Linked DNA regions of Mus musculus: region 1 is linked to region 2. The links are chromatin contacts, found by Hi-C or POLR2A ChIA-PET in ENCODE. All regions are on one chromosome and are shown on one strand. Each heading gives the region's core, a stretch centred on a gene start or an enhancer-like site at or near the end of the contact. The rest is flanking DNA. Distances are from core to core; before and after follow the strand shown.

Region 1 (5,779 bases), core at 2,878-5,377, 150 kb after region 2:
GACAGGATGCATTCCACATCTTATACCCCGTACACCTTCATATCAGAAGTCTCTTCTCATATTCTGCTGAGTAAGAAGTATAACAGTATCAGAAAATTGTTGCTGATTTAGGCAAGCACATTCCACAATGTTTCACCTCAACATCTGATCTCACTTCAAGGCACCAGAGTGAGTAAACAGAAGATGCAGGAACTGGGACACGGTCATGTTCCAGAGCCAGCGGCCCCAGTGCCATTTCTAAGCAACTTATAACACAGTATGAAGAATACATTCTCTTGGCTTCACAGACAGAAGTGCATATTCACCCTCCCAACATCCTGGAATTTTACTCACTGCCTCAAGTTAACCAGGAATATTCAGGTTATTTATATATCCATCATTTTAAGTGCCACAGCGGGGTGAGCTTGGCACTTATGAAGACAGCTCTACAGAGGCTGACAGAGAAGGCTGGGTTGTATGGACCAGAGGGAAGAAAGGAAGAGAAACAGGAAAGAAGGCTGATGGAGGAAAGCATCATTAGAGTGGAAGAAAGCAAGAAGGAAGTGTTACTAATGTCCCTGAGGTTAGAAGGAAAGTGTGTAGGCACAGATTGTTACTGTAAAATCTCCCCTGAGCATTCCTGACTCCTCCATAGTGAAATTACCCTGGAGAGCAAGCAAGGGTTAGGGGAGAGCCAAAATTCATCCAACCCTGATTTGACCAAGTTTGGAAAATGTTTTTGCGTTTTCTAACAACAAAGCAGTCATGAACAAAAACATTGGCAATTTTGTAGTTAAAGTCTCTGTCTTTTTTTTTTTTAAGAGGACTTCACTGGCATTTTAAATAAAAGATTTACTTTATCTCAAGTGTGCAAATGTTTTGCTCCAATGTATGTGTGTGCGGTACATGAATTCCTAGTGTTCTCAGAGGTCAGAAGAGACTACAGGATCCCTTGGAACTGGAGTCCCAGATGGTTGTGAGCCACCATGTGGCTGCTGGAGATCAAGCGCAGCACCAAGTGTTCTAAACTGCTGAGGCAGCTCTTCAGCCCCTCGTTTGCCTTGTGAGGAACATTTCACTCTCAAATATATGAGTGGCTTATTAGCACTCATAAAGTTAACGAGCCCACGGATGTAAACCAGAACAGTTACTGTAGCGTTCTCCTGATGCTTCTCACGGCGGAGCCCCTGAGTCTGAGTGGTTCCTCCTTAAATGTCATAGCCCAGTGGCTTCTCTTGCTTTGGTAACTGCAAAAGCAGTCCACACAGGTCCGTTACACAATCAAAGTATGTGTCTTGATGGTCTGGCCTGGATATGGAAAGTGTTCTACAGATGCAGTATTGAAGGCTTGGTCCTCAGGGTACCAGTGTATGGAGGTGGGTGTTGGAGAAGACTGGATTGCCAGGACCCTAGCTTCATTGGTGGTTGAAGGGTGCCATGAAAGGCTCAAATGGAAAAGGAAAAATCTCATTTTCAAAGAGCAGGAATCCGCTCTATTGACTTGTTCTGAGTAAAACAAGTGTCTCAATGGTTTGCTCTACATTTAAGCCATAAAAGCAGGTGATTGGGTGTAGATACAAGTCTTCTAGCTTTTAAACCAGAACGAGATGGTAAGTTTTACTTTTCTCCCTTAAACAAGCAAGATCGTTTTTTTTTTTTTTCATTTAAGGTCTTTAAAGGCAAGCCATTTTAATATTAGCAAATAAACTTTGAGAGAAGACACTAACTATACCTGCTCAGTGTCAACTGATTCTTCTGAAAGGAGAGCTACTCCAGAGGCAGAAGAGTGTCTTCCAGAAATCCAAGACAGGTAGTATGGATGGGTGCAAAGTGCTCATGACTCAACTCCATCCAAGATGGAGTCCATAAGCACCTGGTGGGATCACGTGACTCAAACAAGCACACTTCCCAATTCTGCCTGTCTGGCTTTGCTTTTCTTATCCCCTTAACCTTCCTTCCTTCCTTTTTTTTTTTTTTTGGAGACAGGTCTCATAGTGCTGAGGTAGGCCTCAGTAACCTGGACCCCTGATTCTGTTCCCTCCCCAGACATATAATCAAGAGAACTGACCAGCCATGCATAACTGTCAACACAGAAGTTAAAAGAACGGGTGAATAATCACTTCGGGTAGCCCAAAGGGGACTTCCCTGTAAAGTGTGGTCTAACAAATGTTTGCCCTCTTCTCTCAGCTGGTAAATTTAGATGGCCTGTATTCTCTTCCTGCTGACAGCTTCCTCAAATGTGGAGTAACTACTTTAACAAAGAATTGGGAAAAAAAATTTCCACTAGTTGCTCATAGAATTCGTTTTGAATCAAAATTAGTTAGCTCTTCAGGATCCAACAGTGAAAAGCAGCAGCTAACTTTCCTGACACGGGGAAGCGAGTGATGAGAGGAGATAAGCAAGGCAAATGGCTCAAGGTTTCCCTAAATGTTCAAATCACTTACAGGATGCCCAGAGACACTTGTTTCAAAGAAATTAATACTGTTTAAGCTGAGGCAGGAGGATTGCCACACATTCAAGGAGTGCCTGGTCTACACAGAGAGAGGCAGGGCAGTCAGGTCTATGTAACTTTTAAGTGAAAATAATTTCATCATTTATGCTATAACATATTTACTTTTGAAAGAGCCACTGTTATTAATACCATCAATTCATGGCAACCTTATTTATATGCCTCAAATATATTTAAGCATGCACATTTTACAACGAAATACCTAGGTCTATATACAAAAGGGAATCCGAGCATATTGTGACATTTCTCTGTTTATAAACAGTGTATTTGTGGCTGTCACTGCACGCGTGCTCTGCACACAATGACAGCTCAGGACAGCAGGGACCTCCTCACCTGGCTTGCTGCAGACGGACTCGCACAGTGCTTCCGGTAACACGCCAGCATATGGGCAGTCTGATTGACTAGAATTTCCCGGATGGCCTTCAAGGGCTGGTTCAAAACTGCTTTAAAAGCTAGAAGCACAAAACCGCAAACAGAAAAGACAGAAAGTTTTAGAAACTGATCTCTTTGAATAACAACAAAGAACCAGTTTCTGTTATCTTTGGACTACCAAACAAGGATAATGCTCTCTGCTGCTCCTCTTTTGAGTAGTGTGATCTAGGCAAAGAGGGACACTGGTCTAATTATGGCAAAGGGTGACAGCGACCCATATTTATCTTGAGACGACTAGAAATAGAATTCCATACACAGAAAAGACAGAGCAGTTTGTTATCTCCCCAAGTCCTGACTTCTGCAGGCTGGAATGCTCTCTTCCATACCTTAAGTATAGGCTTTCAGAAGGGCAAAGAAATCACCCATCCTGCTTCTTAGTCATCAGGGCCCAGATAATCAACAGTGGCGTAAGTCAGCAGTGCTAGAGAACACACTCACACTCTTACATTACACCTCAGACACCTCACTAGCAAGAAAACTTAGGCCAAATCTGTGTGGCCTGACCCCAGAGAGTCTGGTCTCCCTCATTATGGCTAGAGGAGATGGCCATTCTCCAACCTTCTATTTCACTGGTTCTTGTAGTATTTTCCAGCTTCTAACTAGCTACCCAATGAGTCTCAGCTGACTCACCGAGCTATGAGATTAGCAAGACGCTACCTGACTTGGCAAAGAAGTTGATAAGGGCATCAGTTTCACAGCTCTTGTACAGATCCGCTAGCTGGGTGCTGCAGTTTAAGGCGAGATTGTGAATCCGGAGTCTTCGCTGACCACTGATGGTCGTGTAGAGCACAGCACACTGCAGAAACAACATGGAGACCTGGGTATTACTGACCAGACCCAGCCAAGCTAATTTAATCCCGCTGAAGTGTATAGAATCATACGTACAGATCAATGATTTCTAAAAATTCCCAGTGTCTCTCTGTTACTTTTCAAGACTGAATGATACCTGGGGGAAGGCTAATTAATTCGCTGTAACATTTCAATGGTTTAAGCGATCAAGCCAGTCACATGTAAATATCTGTGCACATTTCACATTGACTTGCATTTCACAGATTTTACTACCATGGACCTACGTCCAGAAACAAAGTCGGCACGCATGCCTGGCTCTGCCCAAGATCACGTCCCATGAAAGAGCATAGCTATTTTTACGGTGCACTCAGGTCTGCTGGAACCCAGCCACTACCTAGGCGCCTGTGATTCAAAACCAAGCATTAGAACTCTGCTCATCCTGGGCCAATCTCTCCACCCTTCCAGTGTAAAGCTGATGTTTGAAAACTCAGATCTTTAAATCGATTTTTCTTATTTTATTTCTTTAACTGATATTTACTCAAAGCCAGTCCTAGCCCACTTGCTTATGACATAATGCTTAGCAGAATCCCAGAGGCTACACTGTGACCCCAATATGCTGACATTCTAAACCCCCAGCCCTGCACCTTAGACTAAGACTTCATTTGGAGGTAGGACCTTTTGTTTTCTTTTTTGAGATTTCTCCCTCCCTTTCACAACATCTCTCCCTTGCCTTTCCTCTCTCCAAATCCTCCTATTCACTCCTTCACTCTCTCCTTAAAACCCATGGCCTCTTATCTCACTACTTGTTATTACATGTACATATGCATGTGTGTGTGTGTGTGTGTTATATTCCCCAGTATAATACTATAACATATAATGTTACTTGTATGCATGTTTTCTGACTTGGCTGTCTGGCAGTGGACAGCCAATTGGTGTGCTCTTGCATAGGGAAGAACGTGGAGGTAGTACCTTTAAAAGGGCAAATTAACTAAAATGAACTAACTAGGGGAGGGTCACCTGACTACAAGAACCTTGGACACAGCCACGTCACAGAGGGCAGTTTGTTGCTGCCTGACCCTTCACCTTGGTGGCCAGGCCATTGACCGCTGTGCCACATAAGTAGCACCTATTTACTGACCTACGGGCAAGTCACGCGCGAGTACTCTAAGGACTCCTGCTTGGGAGAAAGAGTTCTGTTAGGAAGAGAGGTGCACGCTTGGCGGCTTAGTCACCTGGATCAGGGCCCCGACATCTTCACTGAGCTTGTCATCGTGCTTGAACTCCACTGTCACGGCTTTATCGCAGTCGATGGCCGCCATTTCCACATCTGTGGTGTTGTTCATGAATATTCCACCAAAGAAATCAGTGGCCCTGAAACCTACAGCAGAGGGACAAAGGAAGATTTGCCTCTTCTTCTACGACACAGTAACTGTGCAGAAGACGTGAAATGGTGTGTGTGAGGATTACCTGTGCTGGTCCGAACCCTCATGATAGCATCGAAGCCTATTTTCTTCTCAATATCATTCCGGAGGTCGGTCAGAAACCTTTGGCTATCTGAATGTATCTACAAGACAAAGTGTGATCAGTGGCCACCAGGTGGCAGTAAAAGACTCCAAATAATGCTACTTTTAACTCATTTTTTTTTATCACTTTTTATATTTTGATTTAGCATACTTACAGGGATATCTTATGTACATATATGACCTTATGAAAGTACATAATCTTTGGCAGTGTGACTCTTAAGTTTTAATAAATAAAGCCCTTACCTATTTATTCACTTCATAACCTTTGGATGGGAAGATTATTCATTTATTTTGCAAATGAAGCAATAGCATAAGCGAGTCACTCAAGGGTCTAGTGTTAGACACAGGGAACAATGCGTGGTTTAACATATTCAGTGAAGCTGCAGAAAGACGCCGTAAAGGTGGTGGTGTAGGTGAGGGGGGTGTCTTTTATTTGACCATATTCATAGTCTGAAGCTCAGAGTTCATACAGAGTCTAGAGAATAAAACACTTCCCTTGGACTTCTTGACTCCTCTTTTAAAGCATATTTACGAAAGCTGCTCACTG
Region 2 (5,460 bases), core at 2,504-5,003:
CAGCAGAAACCATACTAGGATGTCCTTTCTTTCTTTTCTTTTCTTTTTTTTTTTTTTGCATGCGATGCCACCACCACACCAGAAGAGGGCGTCAGATCTCATTACGGATGGTTGTGAGCCACCATGTGGTTGCTGGGATTTAAACTCAGGACCTCTGGAAGTGCAGGCAGTTTTCTTAACCACTGAGCCATCTCCCCAGCCCAGGATATCCTTTCTTTACCCTGCACCTTGAAATCAAGTCATGAAACAACCCAATATGAAACTGGTGCTGCAATCCAGGAGAGGGATGAGACTCCACCTTCTGGAGAAAATTACTTTTGCTGTTGTTTCCTTGTGGTGCTGGAGATTGTACACAGAGCCTTGTGATTACCAAACAAACACTCATCACTAAGCTACATTTCCAGCCCCCTATCCCAAAGGTTTTAAACTAAAAAAATAAATAAAAATAGTGGTTTTGAAGTAGGGTCTCATGTACCCTAAATTGTCCATTAACTTAATAGGTAGTCAAACAAAACTCCAACCCGAAAGCCACTAGTTGCTGGGGTTACAGGCCCGTGCCACCGTGCCCACTGTATGCCTTGCTGGGGTTACAGGCACGTGCCACCGTGCCCACTGTATGCCTTGCTGGGGTTACAGGCGCGTGCCACCGTGCCCACTGTATGCCTTGCTGGGGTTACAGGCGCGTGCCATCATGTGCCACCGTGCCCACTGTATGCCTTGCTGGGGTTACAGGCCCGTACCACCGTGCCCACTGTATGCCTTGCTGGGGTTACAGGCCCGTGCCACCGTGCCCACTGTATGCCTTGCTGGGGTTACAGGCCCGTACCACCGTGCCCACTGTATGCCTTGCTGGGGTTACAGGCCCGTGCCACCGTGCCCACTGTATGCCTTGCTGGGGTTACAGGCCCGTACCACCGTGCCCACTGTATGCCTTGCTGGGGTTACAGGCCCGTGCCACCGTGCCCACTGTATGCCTTGCTGGGCGCTGGTCCCAGGGCTTCGTGCTGCTAGGTAAGCACTCAGAAATGAAGTAACATCTCAAACCCTAAAAACAAATCTTTTTTCCGTTTCAGAAATACGTACTGTGCTCTTCAAAGCACTTTGCCATGACCACAAGTGCTCACTGGAGTCTTCCCTCCAAGCACTTCCCCAGGAGAAAATGCAAACATCAAAATCACTTGTACGGATGAAGGTTTTCATAACAACACTTGACCAAAACGCTGAAAGCTGAAAAGAACTTCCACAGATGATAAGAGATGTGGTGAGGGGAGAGCAACAAGGACAGAAAAGAACACAAACAGAAGGACATGCCAAAGGCAGGTTTTAAAAGTTCCATTTCAGACAAAACAAGTTTGGCCAAAAGACAGGAATATACAAGGACATAAACTATCACTATTCCATTCCAGCTACCTAGCCCAATGGTTAACGTCTGGTTCATTAAAAATGTTCAGTAAGACATGATGTGCTGCCAAAACTTATGTTGAAATCGTAGCCCCTACTCTCTGAACATGGTAGTATTTGGAATGAGGTTACTAGACCGTGCTGTTGGTGGCCTACAAGAACGTGGTTGAGGGCCGCAGGTCTGCCTGGATGGTCATCTCGAGCATTGAGAAGAAGACCGACACCTCCAACAAGAAGTTGCAGCTGACCAAGGACTGTCAGGAGAAAGTGGAGTTGGAACTGAGGTCCATCTGCATCACGGTTCTGGAATTGTTGGGTAAGTATTTAATAGCCAATGCAATTAATCCAGAGAGTAAGGTCTTCTATCTGAAAATGAATGGAGATTATTTCCAGGATCTTGCTGAAGTAGCTTGTGGCGATGATGGAAAACAAATGATAGAAAATTCCCAAAGAGCCTACCAAGAGGCATTTGATATAAGCAAGAAAGAGATGCAACCTACACATCCAATCCGCCTGGGGCTGGCTCTTAACCTTCCTGTATTTTACTCTGTGATCCTTAATAATCCAGAGCTTGCCTACACACTGGCTAAAACGGCTTTTGATGAGGCTATCACAGAGCTTGGTACACTGAACAAAGACTCCTACAAAGACAGCACCCTTATCATGCAGTTGCTTAGAGACAACTTAACATTATGGACATCAGACAGTGCAGAAGAATGTGATGCAGCAGAGGGGGCCGAAAACTAAAGGCATCCAGGGCACCAACCCCCTTCCCCTCAAGAAGACCTTTTTACATCTCCATTCCTTATTCCACTTGGATTTCCTCTAGCAAGAAAGCCCATTCGTGTGTATGGGATCAACTGTTTATATAGTCTTTTCACACTGCAGCTTTGGGGAAACTCCATCCCTTGGTTTGTGTTGTCTCCTCCTTCCTGGTGTGCAGTTACTGCTGTAGAAAAGTATCAATAGCTTCATTTCATGTAAACACGAGTAACTTCCAGACACGTGAGTAGAGGACTGACAGCACACTTGGTATTTAAGTAATCTGAACCGGTTCTACAAGCGACTGTGTTTTGTATTACTGCGAAGATATGGAAAATGTAGTGCATTGCAATTTAAAGTAATGTTAGTACTTTTCCATGCAAATTTGTGTACATGTGAGAGGGTATCCATTTGGTTCAGTGATTGTTCTTTAGAGAGTTGTTTGCTAATCATTGACTGTAGTCCCCAAAAAAGCCTTATGAAAATGTTATGCCCTGTGTAACAGCAGAGTAACATAAAAACAAAACTACATTTTGTAAAATAAAAAACCTGACAGGTGCAGACAGGCACAAAAGAAAAACCCACGGAAAGATGCAGGCTACCATCTACTGGCCAGAGAAGGAAGGCCCTTAATCTCGGACTTCTCAGCTCAGGACTAATACAGACCATTCTTAAGGACACCCTCAGAAGACCATCCAGAATGTAAATGAAATGTTTGGGCAACGCGCCGCGGTTACTTGAGCCTTATGATGAACTAGTTCTTTCAATTCAGTAGTGATTATTTTAAGTAAAATGAGATAGTGGGTGAGCGAGCTGAGGTTCACGAACCCCTCTAGGTCCTTCAAATGCGAGTATTGTCTCCAATGAATTCGTTCCTACTGACTCCTGCACGGTGTTGCCCTAACCGCACCCTTCCCAGCCTGTAATGATCACAGCTTTCTAACTAACATTCTCCATGACGACAACTGTCATCTCCATACTCCATCACTAAAGGCCCTCTATTCTGTCTCATAGCGGGCTGCACGCGGGAGTGAGATATGCCTTCCTCCCGGAAAAGCCGAGGGCCGGGCGGGTCTGCTCGCACTGCCCAGGCTTCCCGTTCTCCCGGTTCGAGAAACCTTCCGGCGCGCTGTGTCGGGCAAAAGTGAGATCAGATCAAAAGGGCAAGCGGAAGGGCGCAAGCGGAACCATCAACCCCGATGGGGGCAGAGGAGCCGCCAACAGCTCTCGGGGACAAAGGGCCGGCGCCATAGGAAGTGATGCCGGGGGAGGCGGCAACGAAGGGACCTTAGACTTTGGGTCCCAGAGAAGAACGCAGCCAAGAAGAGAAAACGCGCGCACCGCCAGAGCTTCAGCCACGAGACTTCTGACACCGCGAGAACTGTGGTTTCAGCTCGGCTTTTCCCCGCCCACCTCCACAGCCCGCCCATTCCTGTGACGCACGCATCGAATCCGGGCCGCCTGTACACCAATCAAAGTGACGAGGCGCGGGAGAGCTCGGAATGGGCGGGAAAGCCCCGCCCCTCGCGCGCAGGCTCTTGGGAGAGCGTCACCCGGGCTATAAAAGCGTGCGCGCACCGTTCAGAAGTCTCTTTGGCTGCGATCCGCCTACGAGTATGTAGTTGTATGGTGGGGATGATATCTTGGGCCTTATTTGTGAGTGGCCGAGATGCGGGAGACACAAGGTGGCTATGGTGCTGGCCGAAAGCCATCAACTCTGCAAGAGCGCCGTGAAGGTTAGCGCGACGACCACCATGTAAAGCCGATACGGTGTTGGGCGGCGTGACGCAAGTTCGCCACCGCTGGGTCGGATGGTGAGTGACACCTCTGGGGTTACACTAGATTTTTGGGCTGTGAAACTCCATGTATCTTTGGGACCTGCCGCCTGTGGCAGTCTCCCTTCCTAGCCATGGAAGAGCATGTTCTTGTTATTGGCAAAGCTGTCACCATTTCATTGGTACCAGATTCTGACTTGAGCAAGTGACATTCTAAGATTGTAAGAGTCTACACGACGCTAGAAAAATGGACTTCAGTTTTCTAAACTAGTATTGAAATATTTCTAGGAAACGCCGGGACCCGTTGCTGTTGAACAGTGGAGGAAGTGTTAAGGTAAGATTCATTTTTGTGGTGTTTTCGCGGTTCTGGGTAGTGAGTGGGCCTTTACTGTTAGGGTGAAGTTTGCTCTTGTGCTGACATTAACATAAGTAAACAGCCCGTAGTATAGTCACGGATATTCTGTAATGGGCCTTTTTTTTTTTCTTGCAGGTACTGTAGTGGTTGAGATCGTCTCTGGTCAACTTACAGGGAATCTTCGCTTTTAATTTTTGAAAATTGAATATTTTATATTAAATAAAAGATGTTTGGTGTGTAATAAGACTGTGTCCTGTTTCTGGAGGTTGTGTGAATTAAGAGTTAACGATACAGGAGACATTTGCGCAGGAAATAACTGGGTTAACTAGGCTTCCAAAGAAGATAGGTTTGATTGTTACAAAGGTGCAAGATAAATGTTGGCTTGGAACATGAGTGATTAATAAGCCACAGACGGTTGCCCTTAATGAAAAGTATCTTTTGCTTGCTGCTCTCCAAGCCTTCTAGTGTGTGCCATTCAACTTCAAATCTCCAGAAGCCAAGTATGTAACACCAGCTAGGGGGTGTGTTGTGACAGGTGCTGAGGGGATACTTGTGACCTTAGAGGCTTTTGTGTCTGGGATTTGAGGTACTGAGACTCACACTCAAGAGTATGATAGGCCTTATTTAGGGAAGCTTAGGAACCAGGGGGTGATTCCTCTGCACAGAGATTATTGGGATCCAAATTCCCACCAGATGTCTCTGGGCCTTCATTCCTATTTAAAAAGGGCTGCTGTAAGGTCATGGTTCCACAAGTGGTCAGTAATTTGTATGGCCTCTTAACTGCTTGCCATTTCATGTGTTAGGCTTTCTGGTACATAAGGAGAGCCTCTTTAAAACATTTGTCAGGTTAGTCTCAGGAGATCTGAACTTACTTGAAGGTACCAGTAGATGGCGTACTTTTTCATGGTTCAAAAGGCAGAATTCAAGTTTGACATCTGCCTACTGTTCTAGAGAAATGATTTTGATAGTGAAGATTTGAACTTAAGAAAATGATGTGCTGGTCTTAGTGTAGGTAAGATCAAAAAGGTTAAATGTGGGCACCTAATCAAGGTTCCTAGCCCAAATTTTGTAGATTTAAAAATTAAAACTAAGATTTGCTAGAATTTCACCTTACATAAAAATTGTAATAGGCAAGGATAAGACCTGTACCCCTGAACTACTGGGTTC

What was found. A loop is a pair of places that touch in the nucleus more often than their neighbours do. ChIA-PET counts read pairs that join two places held with the same protein, here RNA polymerase II (POLR2A).
Region 1: a map of v-Abl transformed pro-B cells shows a loop between it and region 2 (2.7-fold over the local background). The contact joins the enhancer-like site here to the promoter of Snhg8 in region 2. A Hi-C loop is called at or near these places in 1 of 37 maps with a recorded cell type or tissue (v-Abl transformed pro-B cells). POLR2A ChIA-PET finds 5 or more read pairs at or near these places in 4 of 5 experiments (Patski and embryonic stem cell).

Annotation. Positions count from the first base shown.
Region 1 is chr3:123,352,884-123,358,662 of GRCm38, reverse strand. It overlaps Sec24d (Sec24 related gene family, member D (S. cerevisiae)), which reads right to left. Exons shown (of 23, transcript NM_027135.2): 16 at 5,177-5,273; 17 at 4,942-5,087; 18 at 3,578-3,716; 19 at 2,822-2,940. Among named protein-coding and RNA genes, the nearest start is that of Mettl14, 30 kb to the left of the region's middle. Within about 2 kb of position 4,127, at least 1 of the 3 ENCODE cell types and tissues checked has a DNase peak (open chromatin) inside an H3K27ac peak, as active enhancers do.
Region 2 is chr3:123,506,629-123,512,088 of GRCm38, reverse strand. Snhg8 (small nucleolar RNA host gene 8) reads left to right here and starts at 3,753. Exons shown (of 1, transcript NR_028574.1): 1 at 3,753-4,537. It overlaps Snora24 (small nucleolar RNA, H/ACA box 24), which reads left to right and starts at 4,023; the gene lies at 4,023-4,152. It also overlaps the pseudogene Gm9369.